Regions from separate parts of the Homo sapiens genome. Here region 2 is linked to region 1. Evidence: chromatin loops called from intact Hi-C (ENCODE). Cell type or tissue: mammary epithelial cell. All regions are shown on one strand. Each heading gives the region's core, and the rest is flanking DNA. Links, peaks and the distances in the headings are about the cores only.

Region 1 (10,313 bases), core at 1,445-9,444:
TGGGGTGTTGTGTGTGTAGGAGTGTTAGGGGTACGTGTTGGGGTGTTATTTGTGTAGGAGTGTTGGGTCATGTGTTGGTGTTGATGTGTGTGTAGGAGTGTTGGAGTATGTAGTGTTGGGGTGTTGTGTGTGTAGGAGTGTTAGGGGTACGTGTTGGGGTGTTATTTGTGTAGGAGTGTTGGGTCATGTGTTGGTGTTGACGTGTGTGTAGGAGTGTTGGAGTATGTAGCGTTGTTGACGTGTGTGTAGGAGTGTTGGGGTGTTGTGTGTGTAGGAGTGTTGGGGTGTTTTGTGTGTAGGAGTGTTAGGGGTACGTGTTGGGGTGTTATTTGTGTAGGAGTGTTGGGTGTGTGTTGGTGTTGACGTGTACTTAGGAGCGTTGTGTGTGTAGGAGTGTTGGGGCATTTGTGTTGGTGTTGTGTGTGTAGGAGTGTTGGTGTGTTGACATATGTGTAGGAGTGTCAGGTGTGCATAGGTTTGTGTACACACGTTCACATGTAGCTCCTCTTTGTTTAATTCCACAAAGCTTCACTCCCAAACTCAGTGCCAACTTCCTCTCTCCGCACTCAGGGGTCCCCTTCTCCTCCCAACTGCTCCCTCCCTGGGCCCCTAAGAAGGGTCTGTGACCGTCTGCCCGAGCCTTTGCCCAGCGACAGGAGCCAGTGCGCAGGGCTCCCTTTCTGCCAGTCAGCTCACGCTGTGCATCTGCAGAACGGCTCCAGGAGGCTCTGAGAGCAGAGAGCAGGGCCTTCCTCCTGCCTGTCCCGTTACCTCCTTCCGGTCAGTCCCTACAGAGGGGGTGTCTGGGTCCCAGGACACCTTTGAGGTGCTCTCCCAGCCAGCAGTACCCCCTCCTCCGCCGTGAGAGCAGCTTCCCTGCACGTACCCCAGCCCCAGGCATCGCCTGTGACCTTGCCGGGAGAGTGGCGGGGGCTTTCCTGAGTCTGGGTTGCACTCTCGTCCCCCTAGGTGGGTGAAAAAGCTCAAAAGGGCTGAGCCCTGAGCACAGCGACCTGCAGGTGTCCAGGGTCTCACGTGTCCCTCTTTGTCTCCACAGCGGAGCTGGAGTTTGTTCAGATCATCATCATCGTGGTGGTGATGATGGTGATGGTGGTGGTGATCACGTGCCTGCTGAGCCACTACAAGCTGTCTGCACGGTCCTTCATCAGCCGGCACAGCCAGGGGCGGAGGAGAGAAGATGCCCTGTCCTCAGTAAGTGCCCCGCCATCCCATCTGTGGCCTGAGGGTGCGGCAGTGGGACGCCCCTTGTAAAAACTCAGACGGGATCCAATGGCAGCGTTTGCAGGAAACAGATTCAGGGCAGGAAGACAGGGGCTGGGGAGCCCACCTGACAGCAGCTTCCTCCCCTGAAATGGGAGGAAAGCACCCGCCAGGCGGGCCTCAGAGATGCTGGAGGAACGTGGGGAATGAAGAGCTGGGCTGGGAAGAGGCTTCGTGATCCACTCACGCACTCAGCTGACTCTCGAGCAGCCTCGGGTCGCAGGCTCTGTGCAGGGCCTGGGGAGAGGGCAGCACACAGGTCCTTGCTGTCATGGAGCTGACGTTCCAGGAGGGAGATGAGACGCCCAGTGGTGATAGCGCCATGCAGGAGATGCGACCACTGGGACCTGGGGGAGCCTCTGCGAGGAACCCTCGGCTAGGGAGGCAGGGCTGGGCTCACAAGCAGCGCAAGCTGACCCCCGTCTTGACCCACATCTCTCGAGGCTGAGTGGAGACAGACCTAGAGAGATGAGGCTGAAAGCAGGGAGGCACCTGGGGCAGGCAGCACAGGAAGGCATTCTGGGTCCACACAGAGGCCTGACACAACAGGATGGTGGAGACGAGGGGCCGGCATTTGGCTCTTACCCACCGGGGTAGTGGTGGGAAAGGTGCCTGCAGTCCTGCAGCCCTGACCCAGACGGAAGGGAGGTGGCGGCCCTGCCCTCGTGCCCGTGCTATGCTGACATCTGGTCATGTGGTCACAATGCCTTGGAGAGCCATAGAGGCAACAGGACACCAGGTCCCGGGGCCTAAGTTTAATCCCATCTCCACCAGTACTGGCCACGTGCCCTCAGACCTGTCCCTGATCTACAAAATGGGGCTTCAGATCCCCCATTTGTAAAATGGGCTGACAGTCACATCCACCTCCCCAGAGATTCAGGGCTTTAGCACAGAGCACGGGTCTGGTCATTACTGGCTATAAAAGCACTTCCATCCATCCATCCATCCACCTGACAGATCTCTACCCAGCACACACACGGGGTATGCAAAATTCCCCCTGCGTTTGGGAAGTGGCTGTGAGCCAGTCCCAGGGGGTGCTGCTGGTGAGTTGGATGGGCGCAGACAGGAGCAGGTGCACGGATGAAGGAAGCCGAGGGCCGTGGCCAGGAAGTTGGGGCGAGCTGCTCTTGAGGCCGTGCTGTGCAGGACCAGGTGAAGTGGGCGCGGGAGTGTGAGGAGGACAGAGCCCTGCAGGAGGGACCCCGCTCTCCATTACAGTCCTGGGTGTTGATCTCTCAGAGTTGTGAGCATTGGTGGGTGTTCTGGAAACCCCAAGAATTTCCCTTTCGAATCTCCACAAAGTCAGGGGCAAACAGGGCAGATCTGGGTCGGTGGGAACTTGCCCGCCTCTGACGGTGAACTCCCGGCTCCATGTCGGCCGCCTGAAGCCCGGCTGTTCGGTATCCTTCAGCAGGTGGACCAAAGGGCGGCACAGAGTTAATCTCTTAATGGCTTCCATCTCTGCACCCAGGATGTGTAACTCAACCACGTGGGGCAGGAAGCGGCTGTTTAAAGAGCAGGCTGGGAACTGTGGGGAGGAGGTGGCACGTGGCCAGCCCTGGGGCTGCGGCACGTCTCTGAGCCGGGGCTCACCAGGTGTGGGGAGGACTCACAGAACAGGCAGCACTGAGTGTGGCCTCCCCACTTCTGGGGACGCCTGGGGTTGGTGGTGGCGCCCAGAGTCCCTGGGCTGAGCCAAGTCAGCTGAGAAGCCTGTTGGCCACAGTCCCTAGCCGGAAGGCCTGTCCCTGGCAGGTCTGGACACCTCTGCTTGCATCAGGCCCCAGCCTCAGTGCGTCACCAGGTTGCCAGGGCAAGGAGCATCAGCCCTGGGACCTCTGATGGGAATGCCTGGCCCACAGACCCGGGGCCCACTGTGCGTCCCAGCACGCTGTCCGGAGGGCGTGCTGCAGACCTGCTGCTCTCAAGCCCCGACGTGTTTATTTGCTGTTGCTACCACTCCAGCAACAAGCACTGGTTACGTCTGCCCAGGGATGCCATCAGGGACTTCAGGGGTTCACCCCACTTTCCAGAGGAGAAACTGGGGATGAGAGAGGTGGAACATTTGCCGGAGGCCACACTGCTTGTCACTGCCGGTGTGAAGAGCCCACAGCCTATTCCGTCCTCCCTCAAGTGCTGGGGAGAGTGACGGTGCCTGGACATTCCAGAAGGCACCAGCCCTGGAGGGGCACTAACTCCAGGCTGGACTCACCTTGCCCCTCGGAGCCTCAGTGTGTGCATCTCCACAGTGGGTTGAAGCTAGGCCTGTGCGGCCCGTGGTCATGGGGAGGATGCAGTTAGTGGAGAGTGTACCGTACCCAGAGGCCGACTGCAGGGGCTTCACTGTTGTGGAGCAGGAGACGGCACCTGGGATCCTGCTGCCAGGAAGGGGTAGGATTCCGTCACACCTTCGGCCAATAGAAAGTCTCCTCCCACTGTCTACCCAGCCGCCTGCACAGCCGCCCGGGATGCCTGGCTGGGTAAACGTGGAGCCTCACTAGGCCTAAAGCAGAATGTGGCAGCTCCCCTGGGGACCCCCTGCCAGACAGGAGTCCCTGGGCCCCGCGGCCTTCCATAGAGATCCACATACAGCTCTTATCTGTCCCGGGCCCAGTCTACATCCCCCCAGCCCATCCATGCTCTGCCCCTGGCATGGCTATCCGACCATGGCCCCTTTTCAGGGTGACCCTGGGGGTCCCCTCTTGCCTGTATGGAGACAAGAGCTCGTGCCTCACCCACCTGCCTCACCATCTCAGGTAAGACCCTGAGCTCTGAGGTCTTTTCTCGGCCTTGTCACCTCCTTGTTGTGTGACACTGGGCAAGGATCTGCCCTCTGAGGGTGAGGCTCCAGTGCAGGCAAGCCCCTCGACCAGGGATGGCACTTCCACCCTGGCGCTGCTCCGAGGGTATTCGGGACATGATGCAGAACGTCACTGCAGTGACCGCCCAGCCACGGAGTGGCGCAGACTTCAGGTTTACCCAGAAAGGCAATCCCAGTCTTTGTGCCCAAGGCCTGCTCAGACTAGGAACTCAGGCCTTGGATGGGGTGACCCTTTGTCCTCTTTATCCCCCAATCAGTCCTCAGTGTGGGTCTCCTGCTCCCGAGAGAACCCAGCCCACCAAGGGCCCATTTCCCAGGGGCAGGGACAAGACTGTGGCCAGGCCAATGTGCGACAATCTGCCAGCAGCGGGAGCCAAAGACCTAGCGTCCACTCCCATGGCCTCAGGAGATACCGAATTCCCCCAGGCCCCTTGTGCTGGGCTGTGGGGGAATTCAGTATCTCCTGAGGACATGGGAGGTACCGAATTTTTTAGGAACATCTCTTTATTCTTTAGAAACATCTCTGAGTCCTCGAAGTTTGATAGAAGGCCATCCCGTCCCCTTGGATGTTCCTGGGGACTCCAGGGGAAGAATGGGCAGCTACGTTCTGGCCTCGTGGTGTTAAGACTCTGGAGGGGTCTGGGAGGAGCTGCCTGAGCGTCAGCTCACTGCGGCTGCCTGGTTTTGTCAATGAGGTCTTTTCTGAGTGTGAATGAAGTGTTTTCGAGTGCGTTTTGCCCATAGCTGCGCTTGGCTGTAGCAGCAGGGTTCAGTGGTATGACAGAGACCCGCCGGCCCACAAACCAGAAAATATTTTACTCTCTGGCTCTTTATGGAAACAGTTTTCAGACCCTTGGTCTAGAAGCATCTAAATGGGGAAGGCGCAGGTGGACTGGGTGCGCCCACTTCAAAGAAGAGGAGTCCACCCCGAGCCCTGGGAGTCTGGGAGTGGTTGGAGGCTGCTGGGAGCAGGGGGCTCGTCAGCAGTGGCTGTAGGATTGGAACCTGTCCTTGTCCTCCACCTGGGGTGACTGGCAGACATAGCCAGAGGCTGGGGAAGGTTCCAGACAATTCTGAAGCTGGGCCCACCTCCCCCGACTTCTCAAGCCACTTTGGAACCTAATTCCACAAAGATGACTTGCACGGGTCACCCAGCAACTTCCGCACTTAAGTAGCAACCTGAGCACTCCCTGACTGCATAGCACGCCGGCGCCTGGCACTGGGGAAACGGTAGCAGCTCCTGCAGGGCGAGTGAGACCCCTGAATAGGCCACCGGGGGCAGAGGGACAAAGGCTGTGGTGCAGGAGGGGACTGGAGGAGATGGGAGGAGGTGCCTGACCCGCCTGGGGGGCTAACGGAGAGCTCTGGGGTTAGCACACCTGGGCAGAGGCTTGAGGGGCCAGTCAAAGTTCTTCAGGAAAGGGAGGAAAGAGGGGCCATTGGTCCAGACCCAGGATGGGCTCAGATCCAAAGGCAAGACGTGAGAGTCTGTGTTCACTGGGCACCTTGCAGAACACACTGTATGGTGCATTGCAGGCGCTGTCATCAGCCCGCTATACAGATAGGAAAACCCGTTAAAGGAAACAGCTATACTACGGCCGTGGACATCTAGGGGGTATGGGCCTCGGTAAGGGGTTGGAACTTTCTCTCCTGGAGGCAGCGGGGGGCCCAGACGGTTTAAGCAGAGGAGTGGCAGGGTGTGGGGTGGGGGGCATGAGGGAGATGTTCCCACTTCTGTGAGGAGGAAGGGCCCTGGGGAAGGGCAAGAGTGGAGGAGACCCTGGGAGACCCCTCAAGGACCTCAAAGACCAGCGGCACTCGCAGCCTCTGGGAGATGGTGAGACACGCAGGCTCGCCAGCCCTCCTGCTACAGAATCTGCATTTTTGCAGGCTGCAGATGGACTGTCTGCACATGGAGGCCCTGGTTCCATAGGACTTTGCTGTCCACTAGGCACAGATGCTGGGGAGAGAGGTGGATAGAACTGTCTAATAGAAGGAGAAGTGAGAGGGGATCAAGGGTGGGTGGAACAAGGGTGGTGGGGAGAGGAGCTGTCAGGAATGATCCTGTGGATCTGGCTTTGCAACTTGAAGAATATCAGAGCCATTCGCTAAATCAGGAGACGAGGCAGTTAAGACCTCCTTAAGGGGTAGGAGCGGTCCTGACGGGACAGTTTTGAGGGGCCACAGAGCCTCCTAGTGGCCATATGGGAAATTACCACCCTCTGGCCGTTCCTACCCAGGCTGCAGGTGAGCGGTATCCTACCTGGGAACCCTCAAAAAACCTGCCCCAAGGGAACGTTTGAGGTGATGGACATACTCATTATCTTGATTGTGGTGAGAGGTTCTTGGTATAAATATATGCCCGAACCAAATTGTATGCTTTGAATATGTCCATTTATTTGCATATCAGTTATATTTCAATGAAGCTATAAAAGTAACAGACATCCCTTTCCCCGGGCCCAGGGCTCACCGTCATGGCATTTGGGGAAACTCAGAGGAACTGGTCCTGGCATGGGGTCTCATTTTCCTCAGAGCAGATGGCATAAGCTTCATGAAGTGGCAGCTGTGCCCCTGCACCCAGACCAGAGCTTGGCGCCACAGTGGAACCACACACCTCCTTTGCCAGAGGCTGAATCACTGTTTTATGGCAGAGCAGCCGCCTTGGGCACTTTCCTCAACTCTCCTGTTTTTCACCTGTGAACTGGGACATCAGTAATGATGGGCTCACTAGATCAAGGGAGAGAAAGACTGTAAAGAAATAAATGCATAGAAGCAATGATTAAGTTAGGACAGGTGCTGGAAAGGGAATCAACAGATGACAAGGTTCACGGGAGAGGCCCTTCAGATGCTGGTCTCCAAGGGTCTGCAGGGGACGCTGGAACTGAAAGTGGACAGCAGCGGGCCGTGCAGCCTGGCCTGCCGTGTAAAGGACCTGGGGCTCGGGCTGAGCTTGTTGAGGCCCCAGGGGGCTGGTCAGCATGGCTGGTGGGAGTGTGGAGGTGACACCCAGCACATTCACATGCTACCTGAGTGCCACGTGGGCTCCGGGTGGTTTTTACATTCAAATTCAGCAAGTGCTTGAGCAACTATGAGGCAAGTACTGTAATCTCAAGAACTGTAATTCAGGTACAGAAACTGCAGCGTTGAAATTAAGTAACTTGACGCAGGTCACACAGCCAGCAGGGGGCCCAGGCCCAGGGGAGTGGGGCCAGGGGTGAGGGGCTGAGGCCATGTTCAGCCTGGTGAGAAGCCACTGAGGCCCACGGGAAGCTACAGGCAGCTTTGAGAAGGGGGCCCCACAAGTGGGTGTATGTTTTGGAAAGTGTCAGGCTGGATTTTCAGGGGACAGCAGAGGGCACCTCAGGGATCAGTGAGGAGGTGATTGCGCTCACGTCCTGGAAAAGCGCCCAGGGCCAGGGGCTGGGGAAGCTGGTTCCGATGCAGAGAGGTGGGCGGGTTCAAGAGCTGATTCCAGGGTAAAGGCCTAAGAGTCGAATCTGGGTTGAGCCTTTGCTGTCCCTCCTGCCCACCCCACTGACCCTGCTTGTACGTTTCTTCCTGTGCAGGAAGGATGCCTGTGGCCCTCGGAGAGCACAGTGTCAGGCAACGGAATCCCAGAGGTGAGACCTCCCTCGGCCTCCCCTCCAACACCCCCATCCCACCCTGGGCTGCTCCCGCTGCGGCTGGAACAGTGTGGGCTGCTAAAGGCTCACCCCTCCGCCCTCCTCTGCAGTGCCCTTGCTGCTGGGATCCTCCTTGCCGGAGATCATCTGCTCCCTGCCCCTGAGGGAGCAGCCCAGCTCTCTGCTCTCTGCACACGGGAGCACGGACGCTGCCACTGTTTGGAGGAGGGCGGTGCAGCTCTGCAGTGCTGCCCCCCAGGCCAGGGCCCCCGCGGGATCAGGCTCTGGGCTCCCGCCCCCGCCAGCCCTGCTGCCCTCTCCCTTTCCCCAGAGAGCCAAGTCCCATGCAGCAGAACTCCAGTCTCAGGATCGCTTCTGGACAACCCACCTGAGACAGCCGCCCTCCCTCACTCCCGCTCTGCTTCCTCCAGCCGCAGGTCTACGCCCCGCCTCGGCCCACCGACCGCCTGGCCGTGCCGCCCTTCGCCCAGCGGGAGCGCTTCCACCGCTTCCAGCCCACCTATCCGTACCTGCAGCACGAGATCGACCTGCCACCCACCATCTCGCTGTCAGACGGGGAGGAGCCCCCACCCTACCAGGGCCCCTGCACCCTCCAGCTTCGGGACCCCGAGCAGCAGCTGGAACTGAACCGGGAGTCGGTGCGCGCACCCCCAAACAGAACCATCTTCGACAGTGACCTGATGGATAGTGCCAGGCTGGGCGGCCCCTGCCCCCCCAGCAGTAACTCGGGCATCAGCGCCACGTGCTACGGCAGCGGCGGGCGCATGGAGGGGCCGCCGCCCACCTACAGCGAGGTCATCGGCCACTACCCGGGGTCCTCCTTCCAGCACCAGCAGAGCAGTGGGCCGCCCTCCTTGCTGGAGGGGACCCGGCTCCACCACACACACATCGCGCCCCTAGAGAGCGCAGCCATCTGGAGCAAAGAGAAGGATAAACAGAAAGGACACCCTCTCTAGGGTCCCCAGGGGGGCCGGGCTGGGGCTGCGTAGGTGAAAAGGCAGAACACTCCGCGCTTCTTAGAAGAGGAGTGAGAGGAAGGCGGGGGGCGCAGCAACGCATCGTGTGGCCCTCCCCTCCCACCTCCCTGTGTATAAATATTTACATGTGATGTCTGGTCTGAATGCACAAGCTAAGAGAGCTTGCAAAAAAAAAAAGAAAAAAGAAAAAAAAAAACCACGTTTCTTTGTTGAGCTGTGTCTTGAAGGCAAAAGAAAAAAAATTTCTACAGTAGTCTTTCTTGTTTCTAGTTGAGCTGCGTGCGTGAATGCTTATTTTCTTTTGTTTATGATAATTTCACTTAACTTTAAAGACATATTTGCACAAAACCTTTGTTTAAAGATCTGCAATATTATATATATAAATATATATAAGATAAGAGAAACTGTATGTGCGAGGGCAGGAGTATTTTTGTATTAGAAGAGGCCTATTAAAAAAAAAAGTTGTTTTCTGAACTAGAAGAGGAAAAAAATGGCAATTTTTGAGTGCCAAGTCAGAAAGTGTGTATTACCTTGTAAAGAAAAAAATTACAAAGCAGGGGTTTAGAGTTATTTATATAAATGTTGAGATTTTGCACTATTTTTTAATATAAATATGTCAGTGCTTGCTTGATGGAAACTTCTCTTGTGTCTGTTGAGACTTTAAGGGAGAAATGTCGGAATTTCAGAGTCGCCTGACGGCAGAGGGTGAGCCCCCGTGGAGTCTGCAGAGAGGCCTTGGCCAGGAGCGGCGGGCTTTCCCGAGGGGCCACTGTCCCTGCAGAGTGGATGCTTCTGCCTAGTGACAGGTTATCACCACGTTATATATTCCCTACCGAAGGAGACACCTTTTCCCCCCTGACCCAGAACAGCCTTTAAATCACAAGCAAAATAGGAAAGTTAACCACGGAGGCACCGAGTTCCAGGTAGTGGTTTTGCCTTTCCCAAAAATGAAAATAAACTGTTACCGAAGGAATTAGTTTTTCCTCTTCTTTTTTCCAACTGTGAAGGTCCCCGTGGGGTGGAGCATGGTGCCCCTCACAAGCCGCAGCGGCTGGTGCCCGGGCTACCAGGGACATGCCAGAGGGCTCGATGACTTGTCTCTGCAGGGCGCTTTGGTGGTTGTTCAGCTGGCTAAAGGTTCACCGGTGAAGGCAGGTGCGGTAACTGCCGCACTGGACCCTAGGAAGCCCCAGGTATTCGCAATCTGACCTCCTCCTGTCTGTTTCCCTTCACGGATCAATTCTCACTTAAGAGGCCAATAAACAACCCAACATGAAAAGGTGACAAGCCTGGGTTTCTCCCAGGATAGGTGAAAGGGTTAAAATGAGTAAAGCAGTTGAGCAAACACCAACCCGAGCTTCGGGCGCAGAATTCTTCACCTTCTCTTCCCCTTTCCATCTCCTTTCCCCGCGGAAACAACGCTTCCCTTCTGGTGTGTCTGTTGATCTGTGTTTTCATTTACATCTCTCTTAGACTCCGCTCTTGTTCTCCAGGTTTTCACCAGATAGATTTGGGGTTGGCGGGACCTGCTGGTGACGTGCAGGTGAAGGACAGGAAGGGGCATGTGAGCGTAAATAGAGGTGACCAGAG
Region 2 (10,313 bases), core at 853-8,852, 370 kb before region 1:
TCATTTCCTGTGTTTATTTGCTCATGTTTTCTTTCTAGTTTAGTTTTTATTTCTGTAATAATTATTTTCCTTAATTACAATTTTTTCCCTAAGTTCTATCACTTCATCTCTGACTCTTTCTTTCTCTTTCTTTCTTTCTTCCTTTCTTTCCTTTTCTTTCTTTTCTTTTCTTTTCTTTTCCTTTCCTTTCTTTTCTTTTCTTTCTTTTTCTTTTTTGAGACGGAGTCTCGCTCTGTCACCCAGGCTGGAGTGCAGTGGTGCGATCTCAGCTCACTGCAAGCTCCGCCTCCCGGGTTCACGCCATTCTCCTGCCATCTCTGAGTTTTTCTAATTCTAGTTATGCTGTCCTGTATCACTTTTTAAATTATCTTTTGGCTCATTCTGACACAGGGTTAGAGTTGGCGTGCTTTCATTTCTGTGGGGATGTTATTCTGCTTGTTAGTCTATGTCAATGTGTTATAATCCACATGGGATTTCATCTTGGTGCTTTTTTGTTACTCATTTCTACATGAGATTATTTTTCCCAATCTTTGAGAAAGAGGTGTGGCTCCCAGATCTTCCTTTTCTGTTATTTCCATGCTCTGTTAAAAATCATGGCGGCTTCTTCTTTGAGAGTTCCTGGTTCTGTTCCCCATCCCCAACTTTATATGGACTTTCTTTCTCTTTCTTTTGTCTCTTCTGCTCCTGTCCTGGTCAAATTTGATTCTGCTCCTTGCAGTTTCTCCTCAATCTGGCTCCTACCTTGGAAGGGAGTCCCAGCAGGTTAATTTCAAGAGTTCATGGGGCCAGACTGCTCCACCCTCTTTAGCTCAGCCCATAAGGCCCTGGCATTCACTTACTCTTGAGTGGGCAAAACCACTTTCTGCTCAAACAGCTGCTCTCGATTGGCCTGTCCGTTCTCCTGTTGGTGGTTTTCGAGTCTCCTGTCTCAGATCCTTTGGGCTCCCTGTGGCTCCCCTCTGCTTCCCCCTCACAGACGTTGATGGCAACTGGCTCTGTGGTTGCCTATGGTTTCTTCTCACCTGCTTATATTTTGGTGTTTGTGGGAATATCTTTCAGAAGTTGTGACAGTTTTGCTGTAAATGTTGTCCATGGGTTCTTGTTCCAGCTATCTAGTTGCTCTGTGGGATTTGGGGAAATTAAAAATCTATGTTGCCATTACCCTTGCCATCTTCCCAAGACCCCCCAACCCTCCACCCACCCCGCTTCCACGTGCAACATGAGTCTTGCTTTTTTCATTCAGTCTGATACCATGTGTGGTGATGAACCGAGACAGGGTGACAGTTGGTGGAAGCAGTATATCCCTGCTTTGAGGAGTATTTTGTCAATGACACTGTTTAGAATTGCTGACTCATGGTAATAATAAAAAGCAGCCTGTGTTTGGTTGGTTTTATTATTAAAAAAATTATTTACAGAAAATGCACCTTTTATTGCCTGCACACAGGTTGGGCTGCTGTCACCACCTATCGTGTGTTTGCCATTGACATGAGTGGTTTTCAAAGTCATTAAAACATCCCTATATCTGGGAGCTTTACTGGCTGAGAAATATTTCATCATATTGATATCACAATTTTTTTTGCTCATCTTTTTTATTGCATATTGAGATACTTTCCAAAATTTTGCTATCATTAATAATGTAGTGTTAGACATCCATGTACACAAATCTTAATCTTTAATTTTGTTTTTTAAGGATAGATTGCTGGACATTCAATTATTGGGTCAAAGAGACAGTAGTGTAAGAGTAGGAGATCATGGAACCCTTGTATGTCAGGGTTGTAAGGGATACAGCCTTTGGTCCAGTGGCCCATTTTACAGCTTATTTTTTGGAAAAAAAATGAGTCTCAAAAAAGAAAAGAAACATGGTAAAATTAGAAAGTTTCTAAAAAGCATTGCTTTTCATTTCACTGTTTCTATTTTTGCTGCAAAATGCTTGCCCTTGCTACATGGAGAGGTGGGGCCCAGACGTTTGCTTCCTGTTGATGGCTGGGGGCACCTTCTCCTTGCTTTGATCAATAGCGCACACTCATCCTATCCTACTGGTTGTCTGGACCTGGTCCAAGGCTGTCTGAGTTACCTTGTGGTACAGCAAACAAGAGTGGAATTGGAAAAAAAGTTTACACTCAGTATTGAACATGGGAGAGGGAGCACCACACTGAGGACATACGTTATGACTTACAGCTCTTCTCCTTAGATCTTAGGACACGTGTATTGATCATTCCGGCTGTATTTAATTCCCTTGAATGATTGTGCCATATTATCTCACACTGTGTCCTCCTTTTCAAAATAACTGAACACTCTTTTCTGATCTCCGTGTTTGTACCTGATGACTTAAGTTGTTCCTGTGACAGATGTTTAGTTTTCTTGTACCAGGTGGATTCATCAGTGCACATCTTGTACTTTCTGATTACAATTCTGCAATTGCAAACAATGCAGCAATGGACATCCTTGAACTTACCTCTGATTTTGTGAAACCCTGTCTCTGGGGTTTCCACTCATGTCCCAAGGCGTGCGTATGCTTAGAGTCACTAGCTAGTTCTTGAGAATACCTGGCCCAGTTCCTACGCCACCAACAGCACATGAGGGCTCCCATCCCCCTTGCTATGGCAGCAGGTGATATTAAGACCAATGTTTGGCCAGGGGCAGTGGCTCACACCTGTAATCCCAGCATTTCGGGAGACCGAGGCAGGTAGATCACCTGAGGTCAGGAGTTCAAGACCAGCCTGGCCAACATGGTGAAAGCCCGTCTCTACTAAAAATACAAAAATTAGCTGAGCATGATGGCGGGTGCCTGTAATCCCAGCTACTCGGGAGGCTGAGGTGGGAGAATCACTTGAACCTGGGAGGTGGAGGTTGCAGTGAGCTGAGACTGTGCCACCGCCCTTCAGCCTGGGTGACAGAGTGAGACTCCATCTCAAAACAACAACAACAAAACCACAAACAACAACAACAAAACAAAAACAAAAACAAAAACCAATGTTAATGTTTCCCAGTGTTAAAATGTGTTCCTCCAAGGGGTACGAAGTACTAAGATATTGTCTCAATTTTCATTTCTCTGATTATTAAAGAGGTTGAACCTCTCCACACATTGCTTATTGGATACCTGTGCTTCCCCTTCTGGGAGAAGTGATTGTCTTTTTCTCACTTGGGTTTCCTTTTATTTTGCTTGCTGATTTTGCAGGAGTTTCCTATATGTTTTCATTTAAGTTTCATTAGTTTTAGATTACAAACATTCTCTCAATCTATCACTTATCACTATTTTTGTGATGTTCTTAGTTGAGCAAAAATATTTAACTTTGGTGTGATCAAATCTAAGAAATTTCGTTTTCTACTATGTTGAGGGCTTTTTTGCACTGTATTAAAAAATTTTGTTCCCACTCCAATGTCATAATGATAATTCTCCTGCATTTTTTTCTTATAGTTTCAAAGCTTTGCTTTGCCTGTAAATCTCTTTAATCCTTCATTATTTTGGGATGTGATGTAAAGTATATATCTAATTTTTAAAATCTATGCTTTGAATCAAGTTTCTTAACATTGTTTAGTATATGATACATTGCTTCTTCATTGATTTTTGATGCTACCTCTTGAGTCTGTTCCTGGACTTTCCATTTTGTTCCATTTTGTTTGCTGAAGGTATTAATTTCTATGACAGACCAAACAATTTAAATTATGATCACTTTGTAATGTATTTTAATATATCATATCTTTTATTTTTGCAATTTTGCCTTAGCTATTGTTTTTTCATGTACATTTTAGACTCAATTTGCTTCATCTCATTCTCACCCCAAATCCTGCTTTTTCATTTGTATTAAATTTATTGAAACATACAGGGAGATTGACATCCTTATAACATTTAACTCTTCCTTTCCTACACGACCCATCACTTCTCTTATTTATGTACTCTGCTCTTTGAGTTTTGAAATTTTCTCCATAAAGTTCACCTGTACTTTGTATGTTAATCTCCAGATAAGTTATAATTTTTGTCCTGTGGTATGCAGGGTCTTTTTCTGTACATTGCTGATTTCTCAATTAGGACATGAGATTGTGATCAACCACTCATAGATTTAACTCTCTTATTGATTCAGTTGCCTGGGCTCTTAGTGTTGATGGCACTACATCCTTCCTTTCCATGCAGATCAGATTTATCCAAGCCTATCTCATGGTTTGTTGGCAGGAAGTGAGGAGTCTGGCAAGAGAGAACTCACCCTATGGGAAGAAGGAGTTGGATACATTGACAAGGCTCTGGGCATCACAGGGACATAGATGTGCAAAGAGTTCTTCTGGCCAGAGGCAGCCTGGCACCAGGCTAAGTAATCAGTCAAATTTGGATTAAACCCTGCTTCACCACTCATCAGCAGTGTGACCTTGGGTTAATTACAGAGAATCCCTTTGTTCGGTTTCCTTACCTACAAAACAAAGATAATGATAATACTAGCTAATATAATTTTTTGAGGATGAGATAATGTATGCAGAATGCTTGGCTCTCAGCAAGTGCTCACTATGGACAAAGAGGAGAAGCACAGAATTCGAATATTGTTGCTGGAGCTTCTCAAATGCTGACTCTCTGAGAGCCTGTTGGTAGACTGGACAATGGCAGCCATGCCTTATACCATTTTTATTTGGGTTTGTGAGGCTGACACATTTTCTCTGGTGCACTTGACCTTAAGGCTGCAGCATCCAAATGGCACTGCTCGGCTCAATTTTATAGAATTGAGCTTCAAGTGTCTAACCAACTGCATCTGGGAGAAGAGCATGCTTTTCCACTCAATTCTGCTTTTTCCAATAAACCAGCCTTTTAAAAACCATTAAGATATCCTTTAAGGAAATCCATAGTCTTGCTTAATAGAAATGCCCATTTCCATAGAGAAACATAAACACCTATGTACAAAGAGCTGCCTCACCTAAGCCTCAACTCTTCTGAACTTTAATCCTTTTCCATTTTCTTCCTCACTTTAAGAAAGGGGGTCTTAAACTCCCAGAGTCATCAAGCGGTGTACGAAATTTGGCAAGTTTTTTCAAATCCAGAAACTGAGTCATAGAAATTTAGAAGTTGTCAAGCCCTGGAACGTTCCTTCATGGCCGCTGAACTAGCAAACATCCGAAACGATGTCACCTTAAACGAAAGTAGCTCTCCTGCTGTGTTCCCCCTCCCTTCTCTCTAGACCCCAGTCTTTCTCTTTCATGCCCATTGGCTGTAAACACAAGAGTTGCTGTTTATTTATGTACCTCTCTAGTAATGTGATGTTTATTTATTGAGCACCTGCTGCATGCTGGCCATTGGGCTGGTACTGGAATACAGAAGGAACAGGGAAGATGAGGTGCAGCCCTGCTCTCATGGGGCTTACATTCTGCTACAAGAAAACAGAACATTTAAAAGGGAAGCAAATGCATAACCAGAAATATTGACAATGCGATGAAGGAAGTAAATTTAGGGAGAATGCAGGAAGGCTCTCAGGGGAGGAGACACTTAAGCTGACCTTGGGAAAGCAGGAGGAGCCAAATATGTCAGCAATGGGGGCTGAAAGGGATTTCAGGCAGGGAGGATGGTTCAATCAAAGACCTTGAGGCACAAAAGGGGACTGAACTGAAGCCAGCATGTGGGGAACGACATGGAGAGAGGATAATGGCAAAAGATGAGCTTGGAGGATTTTGTCTTCATCCTAAGAATGAGAGGAGATCATTGAAAGACTGTAATCAGGAGAGTAAAGCAATCTATTAGTTTCTGAAAAGATCAGTTGTGGCACAGATGATGGGTTGGAAGGGCGAGTGTGGAAAACAGTAAGGCCAGCTAGGCAGGGGGCGCCATTGCTCAGAAGAGGGGACACTGGCCTTGTCCAGGAGCCAGTGGGAAGTGAAGGACCCAGGGTGGGTTTTGGAGGTAGAGAGATGGATTTGCAATGTCAGGGGAAGGAGCACTGAGTTGGGGGCAGGAACCTCAATTCTGTTCTTGGACTCCCAGTGGTCACGTGGAGGGACTTGGGCTTCTCTCACCTCCCTCTTGAACCCAGTTTTCCTGTCTACAAAACGCAGGGCTGGGGATGGATGAGGCCATCTCTACATTTCCTTCAGTCTGTTGCTGTCTGACTCCAGCCCCGTTTCAACTGGGAAGTTGAAGAGAGTCACCAATCACCTGTCGGGTATTGGCCTGGAGTGTTTGTTCAAAGCTGGACTTCATTCACATCTGGGTTTCTCTTGGAAGTTACTACAGTCCTTTTCCAAACTGTACCACTGAATGAGTTTCAAAAATATGGGTAGACAGAACTTGAATTTTCTGTGACTAAAAAACTAAAATCTCAAGCTGATTTTACTCAGCTTGTCTAGCTCTTAAATAATTCACAAGTGATTTAACATGCCTTTAATAAAGAGTACCCAAAGATATAAAACAAATCCCCTAACACAAAGCCTTACCATTCAGAAATGTAGTAAACTCCATGGCAAAATATAGAAACAATGAGTTTTAATCAATAATTAATATTAGTACCTATTGTACTCATTGTATGAATATTGGATTTTTCTTATTATTTGTATTTTGTCAATATACAGAGGACAGGGACATACAGTTAGTTTTCTGCTGCAGCATTCTGGGCCAGTCCCTCCCACGGTGCCTGGAACCTAGTAGGATCTCAATGGGTATTTGCTGAATGACTGGGTGGATTCTGACTTCTCTCCCAGTCCTGCAGAATGCTTGCTACAAACAAACTTGCATTGGGTACTAAGTGGGCCACTGGCAGCCAGAAGTCCAAAGAGATTCAACCTAGTCAGACTGAAATCAAAGGAGAATCTGATGTTCTTTCCCAATTTCCTCCTCACAACGAGGTGGAAGCATCACATCCAAGGCAGACAGCACACTCATTTTTGAAGCAAGGTGCCATACATAACTTGGGCCTTAGTTTTCCCAGTCTTACCACATGATAGGTGTGTTTTTTGTGCTCCATGAATGGATAGATGTATGGATGGATGGAGAAATAAATAGATGGATTTTTGGGTTGCTGCATGGATGGGTGGTAGATGTATGGATGGGTGGATAGATAGATGCACGGATGGATGGATGCAGAGACAGATGAATGTGTGCATGCATGGGTGCTTGGATGTATGTATGTATAGATGGATGGATGGGTGAGTATATGGATGGGAAGATGGACAGATGCATGGATGGATGGATGCATGGATGGATAGATGAGTGGATGAATGGATGGGTGGGCAAATGGATGAATAGAATTGCTGCATGAACAGCCTTTTTGTAAGAGGCATTTTCTGGAATTTGTTGGCTTTCTCTAAGGCTCTTCAAATGTGATGGTGTGAGCTACAGATAGAGAGAATGTGGTTTGCTAGATCCTAAGCAGTGTAGGATAGGGGATGAGGACTCAAACCAGAGGGCTGGGGCCAGTCAGTCTGCAAGTGGCATGTATTTTCATCAAATTAGTTGTCAACCTTAAAAGTGAGGTTATGTCCTGAAAATCCAGATTGCTGATCTCTCCTGGAAAACTTTTAAGCTGTGACCTCACTGGGCCCACATTTCTGCCCAGAAACAAGTGGCTAGAGCTGGATGAAGGATGTCTTCTCTGGGGGTCTGTGGGCTGCCCACTTCCCCTCTATGGCCACCTCCTTCCCTCCCTCGTTTTTTATCCACAACAGAATTAGCCCCCCATGGAGTGGCGGGTTTGGGGTCAGAAGGCTCTGGGTCCAAGTCTAATCCCATCATATTTCCTGTGTGTCCTTAGGTGAGTCATTTCCCCTCCTCTTTTGGGGCAAGTGGAAGAGAACAGGCAGCATTAGAATCAGATTTTGCCAAAGTGTATTTCTCTTGCTGGTTACTTGTCCTTGCTTTGCCACAAATTCTTCATCTGTAATGTGACAGCAATGACAATGGCATGCATTATGATTTTAAAGCATGTTGAGTTCTTTATATATATTAGCTTGCAGTCATCCGTTGAGATTGGCAGGCTTATATCCCTATTTTATTTTATTTTATTTTTTTTGAGATGGAGTCTTGCTCTGTCACCCAGGCTGGAGTGCAATGCTGTGATCTCGGCTCACTGCAACCTCTACCTCCTGGGTTCAAACGATTCTCCTGCATCAGCCTTCCTAGTAGCTGGGATTACAGGTGCATGCCACCATGCCCAGCTAATTTTTGTATTTTCAGCAGAGACGGGGTTTCATCATGTTGGCCAGGCTGGTCTCAAATTCCTGACCTCAGACGATCCACCCACTTCAGCCTCCTGAAGTACTGGGATTACAGGCCTGAGCCATACATGCCCAGCCTGTTATATTCCCACTTTAAAAGGAAACTCAGGCTTCCCAAACTCCCTTCTCACCTAGCTAGAAAACAGGCCGGGAAAACAGGCAGAGCCAGGATTCAGGTTGAGCCTCATGTGCCTACAGTCCCTGTGCTGCTTCCTGCACGGAGCAGAAAGCAGGGATCAGAACATCTACTTTGGAGCAGCCCCCACTGCTGCTTATGGGACATTTGCTGAAAAACCTTGGGACAGGTTGCTTTGACCCCAGGGCCCTTTCTTTGTGGAACACCCCAATATAAAATATAAAATCTCTGGAATGTGGTTCTTCCTCTCTCATCTACACTCCAGTTGCTCTGCTGCTGGGCTGTCCCTTCCCACACAAAGGCTTGGGGAGTGCTCTGAACAGCTTGTCAGAGTGGAGGCCTGTGTCCCCAGCCTTGGGAGCCCCAGGGACTGGCCAGCATGTTGGATGCTGCCCAGCTTCAAAGTGCTTCCCAGCCAAACGTGTCCAGCTGACCATATTCCCAGGGTGGAGTGTCTTTCCCACGACCATACAGGGTCCAGGAGCAGCCTTGGCCACCAGCCCCCCTCCAACGCCCCCTTCCCTCACCACAGTCCTCTGATTTGTGACCTACTCCTCTTTGGACTTTAGGCAAATGCTTCTCCACTGGTCTGAACTTCATCTTCTCCATCTGTAAGTTGGGTGTTTGATAATGTCCCTCAAGGGGTATCAACTAGGGTGCATTCAACAAGCCTGTCCACCACGCCACCCCGAAACTGCCTCTCCTCCAGGAAAGGCCCCTAAATTCACAGAGCCTCCTCAAATGTTTGGTTACCATGCCCTACAGACTGCAAAATTACTGAACTGGTAAGCTCTCTTCTGGGCACAAAAGCCAGAATCCAGCCACCTAATGTGACTGTCAGGGCCACAGTAACAAGAGAAAGAGGACACAGAGCCTCTCTTAATGGGGCTCTCTGTTGGTGAAGCAAAGGTAAGTCACTTTAAAAAAAGCATCTGTGGCTTGAGGCAAAGTTCACGAAGACCAAGAAGATCATCTCTGAGCAGAACGCAGTGCAGAAAGTGCAGTGCACCTCAACTGCAGTCCTCACGTGGATGGGTTTGAAGGGAAGTAAAAACAAATAGCCCCCAAATACCATTGGTGTTATAGAAAAAGTCCGTACATGGTGGTGATGGCAGAGGTGGCCCGTCTGGAGCAGCTGCTGCCATGACGCAGGCTGCAGTAGGGGAGGCGCAGCCAGGGCTGCACATTCCAAGGGGTCAGTGGGAGCTGGAGAGGGGTGGGGGCCCTGCCCTCCTGGGCGCAGCTGCAGCTGTGGACTCAGGCATCTCTGCATTTTCAGGGGACCAGGAAGTCCCTCTCCCCCCGTAGGCTCAGAAATACCTGCTCCCATTGCCTGGCCTCTCCCTGCTCCCTGAGGAAAATTGAGGCTGAGCCCAGGTGCTGTTGCGACCTAGCTGGGTGTGCACGTGCTTGGGGGCAGTGCTGACACACCAGCCCCCTGCTGCCCTCAGCCCCCTCTGGACGTTGGGTGCCAAGGGGAGGCCAAGGGGGAGCTTAGGGCAGCTCAATGCCAGCCTGCGGGCACCCCTCTGCATGAGCAGCTTGGGCACCATGGGCACTGTGGATGGCAGGTTGATGGTGGTGGAGGCAGACAGTCTTCTGGGTGGAAAGGGGTGGGTCCCCGGTGAAGACTTGGGGCTGGGCTGCCAGTTCTGTGGACTGGAATGAGAACTTTTGGTGCATTTCTCAGACTCACCCATGGCCACCCATGGACAAATTAGTATGCACTTCCTCCCTTCTGAAACCCATAAAAGCCCAGACTCAGTCAGACTAGAAGAGATGTCAGGACGCCCTGCCTGTGGAGAGAAGCTACCCACTGTGAGTCTCCTCTCTGCTGAGAGTTGGACACTCGTTCAGGAGACCCTGCCTGTGGAGAGGAGCTATCCACTGTCGGTCTCCTCTGTCTGAGCTGTTCTGCTGCTCAATAAATCACCTCTTTGTCCTGCTCACCCTCTACTTGTCGTCATACCTCATTCTTCCTGGATACAGGACAAGG

What was found. Peaks named below come from ENCODE experiments on the same cell type or tissue, not always from the same donor. Only the 100,000 strongest peaks of a DNase experiment are listed, where the experiment ranks them.
Region 2: a loop joins it to region 1, with 24 times the contacts of the local background. A loop is called at or near these places in 10 of 110 quality-filtered maps.

What each region holds. Positions count from the first base shown.
Region 1 is chr20:57,650,442-57,660,754 of GRCh38, reverse strand. It overlaps PMEPA1 (prostate transmembrane protein, androgen induced 1), which reads left to right. Exons shown (of 4, transcript NM_020182.5): 2 at 1,058-1,212; 3 at 7,669-7,722; 4 at 8,157-10,313. The coding sequence ends at 8,702. Among named protein-coding and RNA genes, the nearest start is that of ZBP1, 35 kb to the right of the region's middle. RefSeq lists enhancers at 2,890-3,019, 4,855-5,452, 5,453-6,052 and a silencer at 6,246-6,325. In mammary epithelial cell, for the core only: a CTCF peak has its summit at 6,298 (motif pointing left); a DNase peak (open chromatin) is centred at 2,944; H3K27ac peaks cover 1,311 bases.
Region 2 is chr20:58,023,828-58,034,140 of GRCh38, reverse strand. No RefSeq gene overlaps it. Among named protein-coding and RNA genes, the nearest start is that of LINC01742, 25 kb to the right of the region's middle. In mammary epithelial cell, for the core only: a CTCF peak has its summit at 5,793; no DNase peak of the experiment used is centred there.